2 separate regions of the Homo sapiens genome follow, and region 1 is linked to region 2. The links are chromatin loops, found by intact Hi-C in ENCODE. Cell type or tissue: heart right ventricle. All regions are shown on one strand. Links, peaks and the distances in the headings refer to the core of each region. The heading gives the core; the rest is flanking DNA.

What was found. A loop is a pair of places that touch in the nucleus more often than their neighbours do. Peaks named below come from ENCODE experiments on the same cell type or tissue, not always from the same donor. Only the 100,000 strongest peaks of a DNase experiment are listed, where the experiment ranks them.
Region 1: it touches region 2 in a loop (2.2-fold over the local background); 50 of 110 quality-filtered maps call a loop at or near these places.

What each region holds. Positions count from the first base shown.
Region 1 is chr12:122,847,252-122,854,151 of GRCh38, reverse strand. It overlaps HIP1R (huntingtin interacting protein 1 related), which reads right to left. Exons shown (of 32, transcript NM_003959.3): 2 at 6,058-6,121; 3 at 5,544-5,686; 4 at 5,300-5,356; 5 at 4,197-4,277; 6 at 3,241-3,317; 7 at 2,855-2,916; 8 at 1-109. Among named protein-coding and RNA genes, the nearest start is that of HIP1R, 15 kb to the right of the region's middle. RefSeq lists an enhancer at 1-284. In heart right ventricle, for the core only: no CTCF peak of the experiment used is centred there; a DNase peak (open chromatin) is centred at 4,553.
Region 2 is chr12:122,789,434-122,796,333 of GRCh38, reverse strand. CCDC62 (coiled-coil domain containing 62) reads right to left here. Exons shown (of 13, transcript NM_201435.5): 6 at 4,213-4,314. Among named protein-coding and RNA genes, the nearest start is that of CCDC62, 18 kb to the right of the region's middle. RefSeq lists a silencer at 386-586 and an enhancer at 5,878-6,431. In heart right ventricle, for the core only: a CTCF peak has its summit at 2,502 (motif pointing left); no DNase peak of the experiment used is centred there.

The sequences.
Region 1 (6,900 bases), core at 3,068-5,567, 56 kb before region 2:
TAGTGGTAGAGGTGGCTGCAGTCCTGGATGACCTGGATGAGGGGGGCCAGGCGGCACTGGCCTGAGGACATCTGGGATACGGCGATGGCCGTGTTGAGCTGTCGGAAAACTGTGCAAAAGGGGCAGGAGGAAGAACGTGAGCCCTTGGGAGCTGGGCAACCTGTCCAAGGTGGTCCAACTGTGAAGCAGGGCCCTAAGCCAGCTCCCACACACCAGTGTGCCCCCTGCCTCCAAGACGGGAGCCTCATGTGCTGGTGGCTGCCCCAGGTCAAGACCAGATGCTCCCATGAAGGAGGTCAACGGCAACAACAAGGTCAGGGCAAAGGAGCTCCCAGCCCAGCTCAGCAAGGGCTTCCAGAGACCTCCACCTGGGAGCCCAGGACGAGGTGCCCGACTGACAAGGGTGACGGATAGCTCCATGCCCACGGGCCTCAAACCCACGCTGAATGTTAGAGCAGGAAGGAGGCTCACGATGGAGCACCCCAAATGCCTAACTTTACAGATGTGGGAACAGGCAGGGCTTCTGCCAAGTAACACGGCACTAGGGTCACAGCTTGGCTCTGCACACCCCAAGTGACCCTGAAACCTCGCTTGCCCCCAGGGCCCATCTCCCCTGCCCCTGACACCCCCAGGGCCCGTCTCCCCTGCCCCTGACACCCCCAGGGCCCGTCTCCCCTGCCCCTGACACCCCCAGGGCCCGTCTCCCCTGCCCCTGACACCCCCAGGGCCCGTCTCCCCTGCCCCTGACACCCCCAGGGCCCGTCTCCCCTGCCCCTGACACCCCCAGGGCCCGTCTCCCCTGCCCCTGACACCCCCAGGGCCCGTCTCCCCTGCCCCTGACACCCCCAGGGCCCGTCTCCCCTGCCCCTGACACCCCCAGGGCCCGTCTCCCCTGCCCCTGACACCCCCAGGGCCCGTCTCCCCTGCCCCTGACAATCGGGCCTTGTATCAGAACTACCAAGTGGGAGGGACAAAGGACAAACATGAGGCTGCCTCCTCCTTGGCTGGCAGCTTCTCTGGGGCAGAGAGAATGACAAAGAGCAGGCAGCTGGCCAGCACGGGAGAGCGGCCAGACAGCCCCCGCTGCACAGACCTGTGCCCTGGCCCCTCAGGTCCTGCTCCTGCCTTGCCTGTGATGGGACCACTTGCAAATCTCTGCAGTGACAGGAGAGAGCCTGGGGGGGAGGGGCAAGAAGGAAGACACAAAGTGCCGCCCCTTGCCTTTTTAAAAAAGTAATCTCTAATTACATGTCATGCTAAGTATGTTTTCCTTGCAAAAAATTACAGCACACATAAAGTACTGCTTGGATCTTCAACACGTATGTCCATGCTGTTCGGCAATCTGCTTGATTTCACACAGTAGAATGTTTTCTAGATCTTCCCGGCCATCCCAGATTCGACACATCTCTCTTCCCACCACCCTCCGTTCTCTGCTCTGCACAGACAGCGAGACGCAGCCTCTGCTGAGGCATGTTTAGGACGTTTGTGTTTCTTTGCTGTTACAGGTCCTGAGGCAGGGAAGCCCCTGTACCTGTCACCTCTGCAGATCTGGGAATTTCTCCAGCAGATGCTGGTACACCCCATTTGTGCTTCATCAACACACCAGCGTCACCAGGTGGGAAGCGTGCCTGTGAGTGTTCTCCACTTCCCTCGTGGGGCCACTGCCTGCCCACACTGGCCTTCTCCCATGCCAGGGGTAACTGGCTCCTACCTGGTGGGCTCTGTGCTGAGAGGCTCAGGCTCAGCACATCTCTGCCAGGACACAGAGCCTGGTAGCCCTGTCCTGCTGCACAGTTGGGGCCACACCTTTGGACACCTGCCCTCTGCTCTCCATGTCAGATCCTGAGCAGGCTCTTCCCAGGCACAAGGGTCCAACTCTGAGCCCACCTCCCACCCACTGGAACTGAATACCCATCAGGCTCGCCCAGCTGCACTGGCCAGACCTGGGGACTCAGGGAGGCTGCCCAAACTGCCTCTAACTCCCAATTTTCCCTTAAGGAGGCATTTGCTTCTTGCCCTCTTATGGAGAGCACTGAGTCACCCATGAGTTGTTTTGAAGCTGCCACCCAGAACAATCAGTTCTCCAGCCTGGAAGCTGAGCCCTCTGAGATTTCCTGTCCAACAGCGGCCGGGTTCCCTCGCTAGGAAGTCTGACGTGACTCAGAGGCTTTCTAGAGCAGAAAATGGCAGGACGACCCAAACCTTTCTTCCAGCTGGGCTCTGCAGATGGCCCAAGGCTGGGGCAGGAACCTGGCAAGGTGGCTCCTGTGCACACCTCCTCACCCTCCCTGTCTTGGGGCTGATGGAGTGACACTCACTGGATGGAAGAGATGGCTGAACCTGTATCCTGGATGTACCCGCTGGGGCCTGCCATGCTTTGGAGGGGCCAGGAGGCCCCATTACCTATCCCTGGAGGTGCAGGGACCCCAGGAGGGGCAGGGGCATTTCTTTTTCTTTTTTTTTTTTTTAAGACGGAGACTCACTCTGTTGCCCAGGCTGGAGTGTAGCGGCATGATCTCCGCCGCCCAGGTTCAAGTGATTCTCCTGCCTCAGCCTCCCAAGTAGCTGGGAATACAGGCGTGCGCCACCACGCCTGGCTAATTTTTATATTTTTTTAGTAGAGACAGGGTTTCACCATGTTGGCCAGGCTGGTCTTGAACCCCTGACCTCAAGCAATCTGCCTGCCTCGGCCTCCCAAAATGCTGGGATTACAGATGTGAGCCACTGCGGCTGGCCAGGGTCATTTCATAGTGATCAGTTGGTCTGATCACTCATGTCTTCTTTTTTCTTCTCGTCCCATCTCTGGGGACTTAGCAATACACTCAGACCCCCGCATCCCCTCTTTACGGCTCACCTGATTCAGAAAGCTTCAGCTCACAATCCATGTAATCAAACATCTCCACAGTGAGCTGGAAGCTACGCAAGAGAAGTGGGGGAAGAAATGAAAAAGGGTGGGTGGACCCACCCACTCGTCCTGAGACGCCCCCTCCAGTGGGGACGGGGGCACCGCCGACACCATGGCTCTGGTGAGACAGCGTGCCTCTGCCAGGACGACAGTCCTTCAAGTACACCCCACCCTTTTAACTTCACCCTCTGTCCCTGGGAGCGTGAGCATCAACCAACAAAGCCACGGACTCATTCAACCCCACTGCCCCATGCGGACGCCTGGGCGTGAGACGCGGTAGGAAGGAATGGGGAAGCCGAGGGGAACTGGCTATGTAGCCATGCAGAGTGACTCACATGTTGTTGACATCGGTCCCAGCTGCCTTCTCCAGTACCTCATCTGTCACCTCCAGGCCCGCGGGAAACTGGGGATGCTGTGGAGAGAACCCCCACCCAGCGGCCACTGAACCAGGGCCCCCCCACACCTGGCGGCCACCGAACCAGGGCTCCCCCCCACCCAGCGGCCACTGAACCAGGGCCCCCCACACCCAGCGGCCACCGAACCAGGGCCCCCCAACCCAGCGGCCACCGAACCAGGGGGCCCCCCCACCCAGCGGCCACCGAACCAGGGCCCCCCCCACCCAGTGGCCACCGAACCAGGGCCCCCCCCACCCAGCGGCCACCGAACCAGGGCCCCCCCACCCAGCAGCCACCGAACCAGGGGGCCCCCCCACCCAGCGGCCACCGAACCAGGGCCCCCCCCACCCAGCGGCCACCGAACCAGGGCCCCCCCCACCCAGCGGCCACCGAACCAGGGCCCCCCCACCCAGCAGCCACCGAACCAGGGGGCCCCCCAACCCAGCGGCCACCGAACCAGGGCCCCCCCCACCCAGCGGCCACTGAACCAGGGCCCCCCCAACCCAGCGGCCACTGAACCAGGGGGCCCCACGCTGGACCCTGCTCTTGGCAGACCCAGGCTGTGGCCCACATAGGTGGCAGAGGGCAGTGGAGGGGTTGGGAGGAGGGGAGCACCCGGCCAGCACAGCAGAGACTGAGGAAGCCCAGCGCTCATGTCCACAGAAACGCCTGGGGAAGCCCGTGCCCACGTCCACGGAAATGCCTGAAGTGTTCTAGGAGCTTCGTGATGCCCTGGCTTCCCCGTCTCCCCTTTAGTCATAGTTGGGACAAGAAGGTGAATGGAAAGACTCATGGAGAGGACAGATCCCACCCTCGATGTCCCAACATGTGCCATAACGTCACAGTGGGAAAAGCCCACGGGTCCCTCAGCCCCATGACTCCCCCGAGGAAACCACCTTGAGGTGGAAGGAGATCTTGGTCAGCAGCAGCTTGGTGTAGACATTCACCAGCTGTCCGTAGCGGTCATGCAAATGTCCCTGTGTGAAGACAGACAGGGTGAGGGGCCACGGCTCGTGAACACGTCCAAGAGTCCTCAAGGACCTGGGCACGAGAGTGACCCACCACCGGGCACTTCTTCATTCAACAAACGTCTTCTCCTGGCCTCCACCAACCACCCTCTCTGTCTCTAGCTTTTTCCCTTAATCTTCCTCCTTGTCATTCCTGCCAAAGAAACTCTTGTGAGAAGAGAGCTCTTTGTCCAGGGCGGCAGGCCAGTTCTGAGCAGGGACGCTTTATTAAAGTGCTGGTGCTGGCAGGGAGGCACGTCCCGACGGGCGCCTGGACACATCCTCCCTGCTCCCTCCTCCAGCCCCACGGCCCCTGCGGCCGGGCCAGCTGGGCCTGCATCTGCAGGTGGCACCATGGGCAGTGTTTTCCTCGCTTCAAGGGAAGTGAGTCCGGGCAGTGGTTCTGGGTTGGATAACGCCCTGGTCAGGCCTCCCTGTGGGTACCCGGTCCAGGGCCTGCCCTGCTCCTATGTCCCTGCCCAGGCAGACGAGCACCCCACAGTGCTCCAGAGAGAACCAGGCCAAGGCCCTCTGCCCACCAGGGACATCTCTAACTCCTGAGGTCTTGCAGTGCATCCAGATTGCAGGCCCCCCAGGGCTCTCAGGCCTTACTGTGTGTGTGCTCAAAATGCAGACCTCCAGTCCTGATTCTTCAGCAGCAGGTCTGGGGGAGCCCAGGAACCTGCGCCCTGCCACAGGCTCTCTAACCACCGAGGTGCCCGGGCTGTGGTCTTGCCACATTTCCCAACTCGTGAGGACTAAAGGGCCCGGGTGACTTCGACGCTGGAGGGCCCACTGGTTATGCGTGTGGAGCGCCCTGGGCCAGGCCCTCAAAGGCAGGCAGCATCTCCCCGTGCTGCCCCTCCCACTGTCGCCCCTGGGAAAACCCAGCCACCCGCAGGGAACTGCCCACAGGGAGCCACCCTTCGCTCAGCCCCACACGCTCAGGAAAGCCCCGAATGCCAGGCAGGACCTAGAATGGCTGGACCTACCCACAGGTCTCCAATCTCCCGGATGTTGCTGCGGTACCGCTGGCAGTCATGCAGCACCTGCAGCGCAGGGAATACGGGAGTGGGGGAGTGTCCAGGACCGTGTGGCAGGGCCCTGAGACACGCACTCCCCACCCGAGGCGGGAGGAACAGCCCGGAGCTACGGGGACAGGAACAGGGCCAGAGCCCGCATGTCCGCGGGACAGTGCCCCAGCTCCGGGGAGCAGAGGCAGCAGCTGCTACTCACATTGGGGTGCCCGTCTCGAAGGACCTTGTGGAGGACGTGGCAGAACTTCCAGCTGAGAATGGAGCTGCTGGGCAGCGGCAGCCCAATGGCGTAGGACCAGAAGGTGAAAGCCCCCTTCTCGTGGTGTGTGCCCAGAATGATGCCTGCAATGTCAAGGCCAAGTGTGGAAGCAGAGACTGGAGCACGGGGGCTCAGCAAACCCGGCTGAGAGAGGCCAGGGCCGCCGGAAGAGGGCCGGCCCCCAATCACGTGCCCATCAACCCCGGGTCACCAGAGCTCCAGTGTCCAGCCAAGGGGACAGGAGTTAGGGCAAGACAAGGAAATCATTGGGCCCAATGGGGGCGTTTTTGTGATGAGACTGAGATGGGAAGGAGCCAAGCTGCACAGGACCCTCCTCCCCGGGCTCAGTGAGGGAACTTGTGACCCCGGCACAGCTGACCGCAGGCCACCTGCAGCACTACGCTGCTCCCACATCCACACCCAACTCCTGGGTCCAAGAGCCGGCCAAGGATACGCCGGGCGTGCTTCTCCTTCACGGGGGCCTCCTGGGTGTTGATGGCTTTGCTGATGCTGATGGCCTGTGAGGGACAAAGGAGCAGTGTTTAGAGCCCCAGGCAGCCACCCCAGGAGACACCACCCCAAGGGGGAGAAGCACAATACTGAACAGGATTCTGCCTGGGTTCAAGGCCAGTGGAGCGATGGGGGAGACAGGAATCCCCTCAACCTAAGCTTCTGAAGGACTTCCCTGTGCCTGATCGGTGCAGCTGGAACTACAGTGAACACCAAGAGCTCCAGGAGTCAGGGGACAAGGACCAAAGCTGGGCTATGGCTCCGGGAGGCCATCCTGCCCAAAACCTGCACGACTTGACTCTCCTGGCAGATGTGGTGCCCTGAGCCCCAGGTCATGGCCCAGTGTGGTGTCCTCCGGCCCCATCTCCCCTTGGGGAAAAGCAGCTGAGACTGGAGCCCCCGGCTGGGGCCCACCTGGCCTTTGCGGCACCCCATGAAGGGTGCACATCACATTGTCCCCACTCTCCTGGGAGGCATTCCCAGGAAACTTAGGCAAAGCCCAGGGCCTGTGGCCCACTGCCCCATAGGCTGCCCCTCTCCTGGGTGGGGCCTCACCCTGTCAAACTGTGTCAAGCTCCTGCTGCCACCTGCAGCCCAGCCAGGGGCGGAGGAAGGCAGGAGTGGGGTCTGCAGCTGTCACCCGGAGCTGCGCAAGTGGCACCTTCACACTTGACCAAGGCCAGAATCTCAGCATCCCTCCCGCTCCACCTATGGCAGTCTCACCCCTCCCCCCCCGCCCCGGCTACTGCCTCCTTTTCCGAGTAGGCTTCCTGGACGTGACTGTGCT
Region 2 (6,900 bases), core at 1,462-3,961:
CTGTCTCTTAAAAAAAATAAATAAATACTTGTTTTGGATACAGCATGGTCCCTAAACAAAAGCCAACTACTTTACCTGGCCCTCAGAGTAATTTTAAATATATCTGAATGTTGGCCAGTGGGGTTGTCGGGGGGCGGTGGGGGAGGGCAGGTGGTCAAAGAAAAAAAAAATATATGTATATTTGAATGTTGCCTTAATCTCTGATTTCAGAATAATCTACTTTTGCATAAGAGGCAATGCCAATGTAAATATAAATGTTTCCCTAGTCCAGATAGTTTTCTCCATGGCTGGGTTTAGCTGAGAGATCAAAGTGGATTGGGTCTGACTATTTTCACAAGTTGGCCACAGAAAACAGAGGTAAGGAACTCTCTGCTGCTATCTGCCTGAACAAGCAGCCTAAGCTAAAACAATGGGAAGGGACTTAGACGCCTGGAACCTGCTGAATTCTGATCAAGACTCTGCCTTTTACCGCCTGGGAGACCTGAGGCAGACACTCAGTCTATAAGAGCTCACCTACAGGACTGTCAGGACCCACAGAAATGTAAACTAGTATCATTGTTCTCTTTGCAAACTCCTTACTCCTAGTTATGTACAAGCAAAACATGTCCCTCAGCCTATGTAAAAGAACACGCCTGTAATCCCAGCACTTTGGGAGGCCAAGGTGGGCAGATCATGAGGTCAGGAAATCAAGACCATCCTGGCTAACACGGTGAAACCCCATCTCTACTAAAAAATACAAAAAATTAGCTGGGCATGGTGGCGGGCGCCTGTAGTCCCAGCTACTCGGGAGGCTGAGGCAGGAGAATGGCATGAACCCAGGAGGCTGAGCTTGCAGTGAGCCGCGAACACACCACTGCACTCCAGCCTGGGCGACAGCGAGACTCCGTCTCAAAAAAAAAAAGAACTGCATTTTCTACAAGTTTTAAACTTAAAAGTAAAACTTTAAGACATCTTCCAACTTCAAATAAAACATGGTAACATCTGACTGGGTGCGGTGGCTCACACCTGTAATCCTAACACTTTGGGAGGCCGAGGCGGGTGGATTGTCTGAGCTCAAGAGTTCGAGACCAGCCTGGGCAACACAATGAAACCACGTCTCTACTAAAGTACAAAAAATTAGCCAGGTGTCGTGACGTGTGCCTGCAGTCCCAGCTACTCCGGAGGCTGAGGCATGAGAATTGCTTGAACCCAGGAGGCGGAAGTTGAAGTGAGACAAGATCGCACCACTACACTCCAGCCTAGGCGACAGACCAAGACTCCATCTCCGAAAAAAAACAAAAACAAAAAAAATCGTGACATTTAGCCATAGCACTTGACGGCATATTATCATGTTATGCCCTTTAAAAATTCTTTTTTGGGCTTAAGCCAAGCACGATGGCTCATGCCTATAATCTTAGTACTTTGGGAGGCCAAGGCAGGAGGATTATCTGAGGCTAGGAGTTCAAGACCAGCAGCCTGGGCCACATAGCGAGACCCTGCCTCTACTAAAAATAAATAAAATAAAATAAAATTAGCTAGGTGTGATGACACATGCCTGTAGTCCCAGCAACTCAGGAGGCTGAGGTGGCAGGATCACTTGAACCCAGACAGTCGAGGCTGCAGTGAGCTATGATTGCACCACTGCACTCCAGGCTGGGCAACAGAGCAAGACCCTGTCTCTACTAAATAAATAAATTCTTTTGTAGGCTTTGTTCACTTTTATAATTGAAACATGCAAATCTATCAATTGTCTATATTTTGAAAAAGAAGAATAAAACATACAAAAATTGTTTTCAGACAATGGTGTGAGATTGTCTTTAGTTAAGAAGATGTTTAAGGAATCAATTTAGGATGACAGGCATGGTGGCTCATGCCTGTAATCCCAACGCTTTGGGGCTTTGGGAGGCAGAGGTAGGAGGATCTCTTGAGCCCAGCAGTTCCAGACCAGACTGGGCAACATAGTGGAACCTCATCCATACAAAAAATTTAAAAATTAGGCATGTGTGATGGCATGTGCCTGTGGTCCCACCTACCTGGGAGGCTGAGGTGGGAGGATCACTTGAGCCTCAGAGTTTGAGGCTGCAGTGAGCTGCGATTGTACCACTGCACTCCAGCCTGGGTAAAGAAATCTGCTTAGTATATGATAAAAATATTTCACAAAATCGATTTATTATAATATTAGCTAACAAATTCCATGTATTTTACTTAGTAATACATAGTAGAGTGCATGGGTAAAAAGTGATTAATCAAAAAGAAAAGAGACTAACGTATCCTTTAAGCTTTGTTCTTTCCTTTGACCTCCCATAGCATTTTATGCATAGCATTTGTATAGTAGTGAATTCTGTGGGCCTGTGAGCTTCTGAGCATATCGCAGGGCACCTGGCGTACAAATGCTGGTCCAAGGACTGTTTGAATGCAACTGTAAAGCTACAAATATGTGATATCTTTAGCAGCGTTAACGGGTTATCACTACTTGCAGATGCAGCAATCCTAGAAATGGTGAAAATAGTGACCTCTAGTGGCAGAATACCACACTTTCACCCCGATCTTTAATCACAAGAGATTAAAATTAAGAATTCCATTTCACTTAAAACTTCTTAGGTCGGGCATGGTGGCTCGCACCTGTAATCCCAGCATTTTGAGAGGCCGAGGCAAGGGGATCGCTTGATCCCAGGAGCTAGAGACCAGCCTGGGCAACATAGTGAGACCCCTTCTCTGCAAAAAAATTAAAAATTTAGCCAGGCTACTAGGAAGGCCAAGGCGGGAGGATTCCTTGAGTCCAGGAGTTTGAGGCTGTGATGAGCCTCAATTTTTTCCCATTAATTTACAGACAAACTGCATTCCATTCCCTGCCATATTCCTTACCTACCCCCAGTATCTCAGAGTTTCCACTGGTGAAGGCCTACTTCTCCACTCCCAACTGAGAATGACTGACATAGAGAGCTTGTTGACATCCCTGCCAGCCAAGATGATTCTACTGGGCTTTCTTTTCAGTGGTTTGTGTTAGGAAAGTCATTGATTTAGAGGTAAAGTTCCGAAGAGAAAATCATATGAACACTTTTTGGTCTACTGATACCTACCCTCAGTCCCCCTTTTACTAGGGGTACACATTCATTAAAAAACCCCTACTCTGAGCACCCATACAACCATTCTGTTTTTCGCTTTCAGTAAATTACATGATATATTCAACAATTTATTATAAAACAGCCTTTGTGTGAGATGATTTCGTCCAAATGCAGGCTAATGCGAGTGTTCTGTGCATGTTTAAGGCAGGCTAGGCTGAGCTATGCTGGTGGCTGGGTTGGCTTCATTAAATGCATTTTTGACTTGCGAGGGGTTTATCAGAATGTAACCCTGTAAGTCAAGGAGCATCTATGTTATGTTTTTAGTAAGAAGCAGAGTCACACGCTTAAGCTGGAAGGGAGAATAGCTCATTTTACAGAAGAGGAAATAGTGACTGGGAACGGGATGGCAGCATTAACACTCGCTGCTTGGTCCACCATCGGTCCCACAAAGGGTGTTAAAAACAAACAAAAAGGCCTGGCGTGATGGCTCATGCCTGTAATCCCAGCACTTTGCGAGGCTGAGGCGGGCGGATTATCTGAGGCCAGAGTTCGAGATCAGCCTGGCCAACATGGTGAAACCCCGTCTCTACTAAAAATATAAAAATTAGCCGGGCATGGTAGCATGCGCCTGTAATCCCAGCTACTTGGGAGGCTGAGGCAGGAGAACTGCTTGAACCTGGGAGGCAGAGGTTGCAGTGAGCCGAGATCATGCCACTGCATTCCAGCCTGGGCGACAGAGTGAGACTCTGTCTCAGAAAAAAATAAAAATAAAAAAGCCGGGCTCACGCCTGCAATCTCAGCACTTTGGAAGGCCAAGGCCCGTAGATCACTTGAGGTTAGGAGTTCAAGAAGACCAGCCTGACCAATGTGGTGAAACCCCGTCTCTACTAAATATACAAAATTTAGCCGGGCGTGGTGGCTCATACCAGTAACCCCAGCTACTAAGGAGGCTGAGGCAGGAGAATCGCTTGGGCCCGGGAGGCAGAAGTTGCAGTCAGACGAGATTGCACCACTGCACTCCAGCCTGGGTGACAGAGCAAGACCCTGTCTCAAAAAAGACCCTGTCTCAAAAAAAAAAAAAAAAAAACCATTTTGGGAGAGGTATAATTCCTTCAGCCTGTCATCATTGCAAGTCTAGGTTACAAATACATTCGATCATCTGTTTTACCAGTAAAAAGCAATTCATCGTGCAGGCAACTTTTCTCTTGCTTGAGGCGAATGATCTCTTCTCGTTGCTCATTATTTTCTGTCGTCTTTTCATTGAGGTCCTCTTCACAACAGAAGAAAAAGAAAGTCCTCAAATAAATACTAGGTTCCAGTCCTCATATACACACTATGCCTAACTCTCACATCCTCAGCGGCTCCTTCCGGTCCTGATGGATCTATAGACAAAATCTGTTTCACAGCCAACATCTCCACACCTGGCAAGGACCCCTGGTTGGAGGCTTCGCTTGCTCTCATCTGACTGACCTCCCTGCACCAGCCTTGCCTCTCCTGTGACAGCCCAGTGTACACAGAGCAATCTTTTAAAAATCAAAATCTGCCCAGCGCAGTGGCTCACGCCTATAATCCCAGCACTTTGGGAGGCCAAGGCGGACAAACCACTTGAGGCCAGGAGTTCGAGACCAGCCTGGCCAACATGGTGAAACCCCGTCTCTACTAAATATACAAAAATTAGCTGGGTGTGGTGGCACACACCTGCAATCCCAGCTACTCAGGAGCCTGAGGCAGGAAAATCGCTTGAATCCAGGTGGCAGAGGTTGCAGTGAGCTGAGATCACGCCACTGCACTCAACCTGGACAACAGAGTGAGACTCCATCTCAAAAAAAAGTAAAGTAAAATAAAAATAAAGGCCAAGTGCAGTGGCTCACACCTGTAATCCCAACACTTTGGGAGGCTGAGGCGGGTGGATCACCTGAGGTCAGGAGTTCGAAACCAGCCTGGCCAACCTGGTAAAACCCCGTCTCTACTAAAAATACAAAAATTAGCTGGGTGTGGTGGTGGGCGACTGTAATCCCAGCTACTCAGAAGGCTGAGGCAGGAGAATTGCTTGAGAGGCAGGCGGGGGTTGCAGTGAGCTGAGATCGCGCCATTGCACTCCAGCCTGGGCGACAAGAGTGAAATTCTGTCTCAAAAATAAATAAATAAATAAAACTAAAAATAAAAATCTGCTCGTGTCATTTCTCAGTGAGAAGCCTTGCTACTGCACTGAGGATGAAATCCAAATCCATTACCACAAACTGCAGAGCCCAGCATGACCTGACCTGCCCATCTCCCCACCGCCGTTCCCTCCTTTCCTTCTGTTCCTTGAGTATGTCTGTGGTATAAGAAGAAATAGATGTGGTTTTTGTCCTCTGTTCCTGGAGAACAGAGCTCCTAAAACTTGTGGAATTTCCTAAGTGACAGAAGCATCTTTTGTCATTCATGAAGAGTCAGTTGATTACACCAGACTACATGCTAACGAGGTGACTCAGGGTGGAGCTCCTACGTGGCCTCAGGATGCAGACAGCCACCAGAAACACCAAGTGAAGACAGGGCTGGAACCTGCAGTCCCACTTGTGGACCTCCAGGAAGGGGAGGGAGGGCTGGAGATTGAGCTCTATAAAAATTCCTCTTCTTTTTTTTTATTTTTTTGAGGCAGGATCTTGCTCTGTTGCCCAGGCTGAAGTGTAGTGGCCAATCTTGGCTCACTGCAACCTCCACCTCCTGGGATCAAGAAATCCTTTCACTTTGCCTCTCGAGTAGCTGGGACTACAGGATCACACCACCATGCCTGGCTAATTTTTTGTAGAGACAGGGTTCTGCCATGTTATCCAGGCTGGTCTTCTTGAAGTCCTGGCCTCAAGCAATCTGCCTGCTTTGGCCTCCCAAAGTGCTAGGATTACAGATGTGAGCCATCATGCCCAGCCACTATTTTTCTTTTCTAAAAAAAAAGTTTTAAGCTGGGTGTGGTGGCTCATGCCTGTAATCCCAGCACTTTTGGGAGGCTGAGGCAGGTGGATCACAAGCTCAGGAGTTTGAGACCAGCCTGACCAACATGATGAAACCCTGTCTCTACTAAAAATACAAAAATTAGCCGGGCATGGTGGCACCCACCTGTAATCCCAGCTACTCAGGAGGCTGAGGCAGGAGAATTGCTTGAACCCAGGAGGTGGAGGTTGCAGTGAGCTGAGATCACGCCATTGCACTCCAGCCTGGGCAGCAGAGCAAGACACTATCTCAAAAAAAAAAAAGTTTTAATATTGAATTTATAAAATGTTTTTAGTATATAAATATTGACAGAACAGACTTCTTTCTACTTGAATATTTTACCTCGGTGTATATAAACATTCAATAAATACCAAATACCTAGAGTGTAGCCCTTGTGCCATGCTATTAACAGTACACTGAAAAAGAGAAGCAGAGTCTGTTCCTGCTGTCAAGGGGATGATAATACGATTATGGTTTTAGCTGAAGCTACAAATGGAGATAAGACCTATGGCTAACCATAGGTCAAGGCATCATAAGGACAACATTTTTGAATGCTGAATCTTTTAAGTTAAATCAGCAAAGATCGGCTGGGTGTGTTGGCTCACGCCTGTAGATCTCAGCACTTTGGGAGGCCAAGGCAGAGGGATTCACCTGAGGTCGGGAGTTCCAGACTAGTCTGGCCAACATGGCAAAACTCTGTCTCTACTAAACATCCAAAAATTAGCCAGGCATGGTGGTAGGTGCCTGTAATCCCAGCTACTCGGGAAGCTGAGACAGGAGAATAGCTTGAACCCAGGAGGTGGAGGCAGTGGTGAACCAAGATTGCACCACCGCACTCCAGCCTGGGTGACAGAGTGAGATTCTGTCGAAAATAAATAAATCGGCA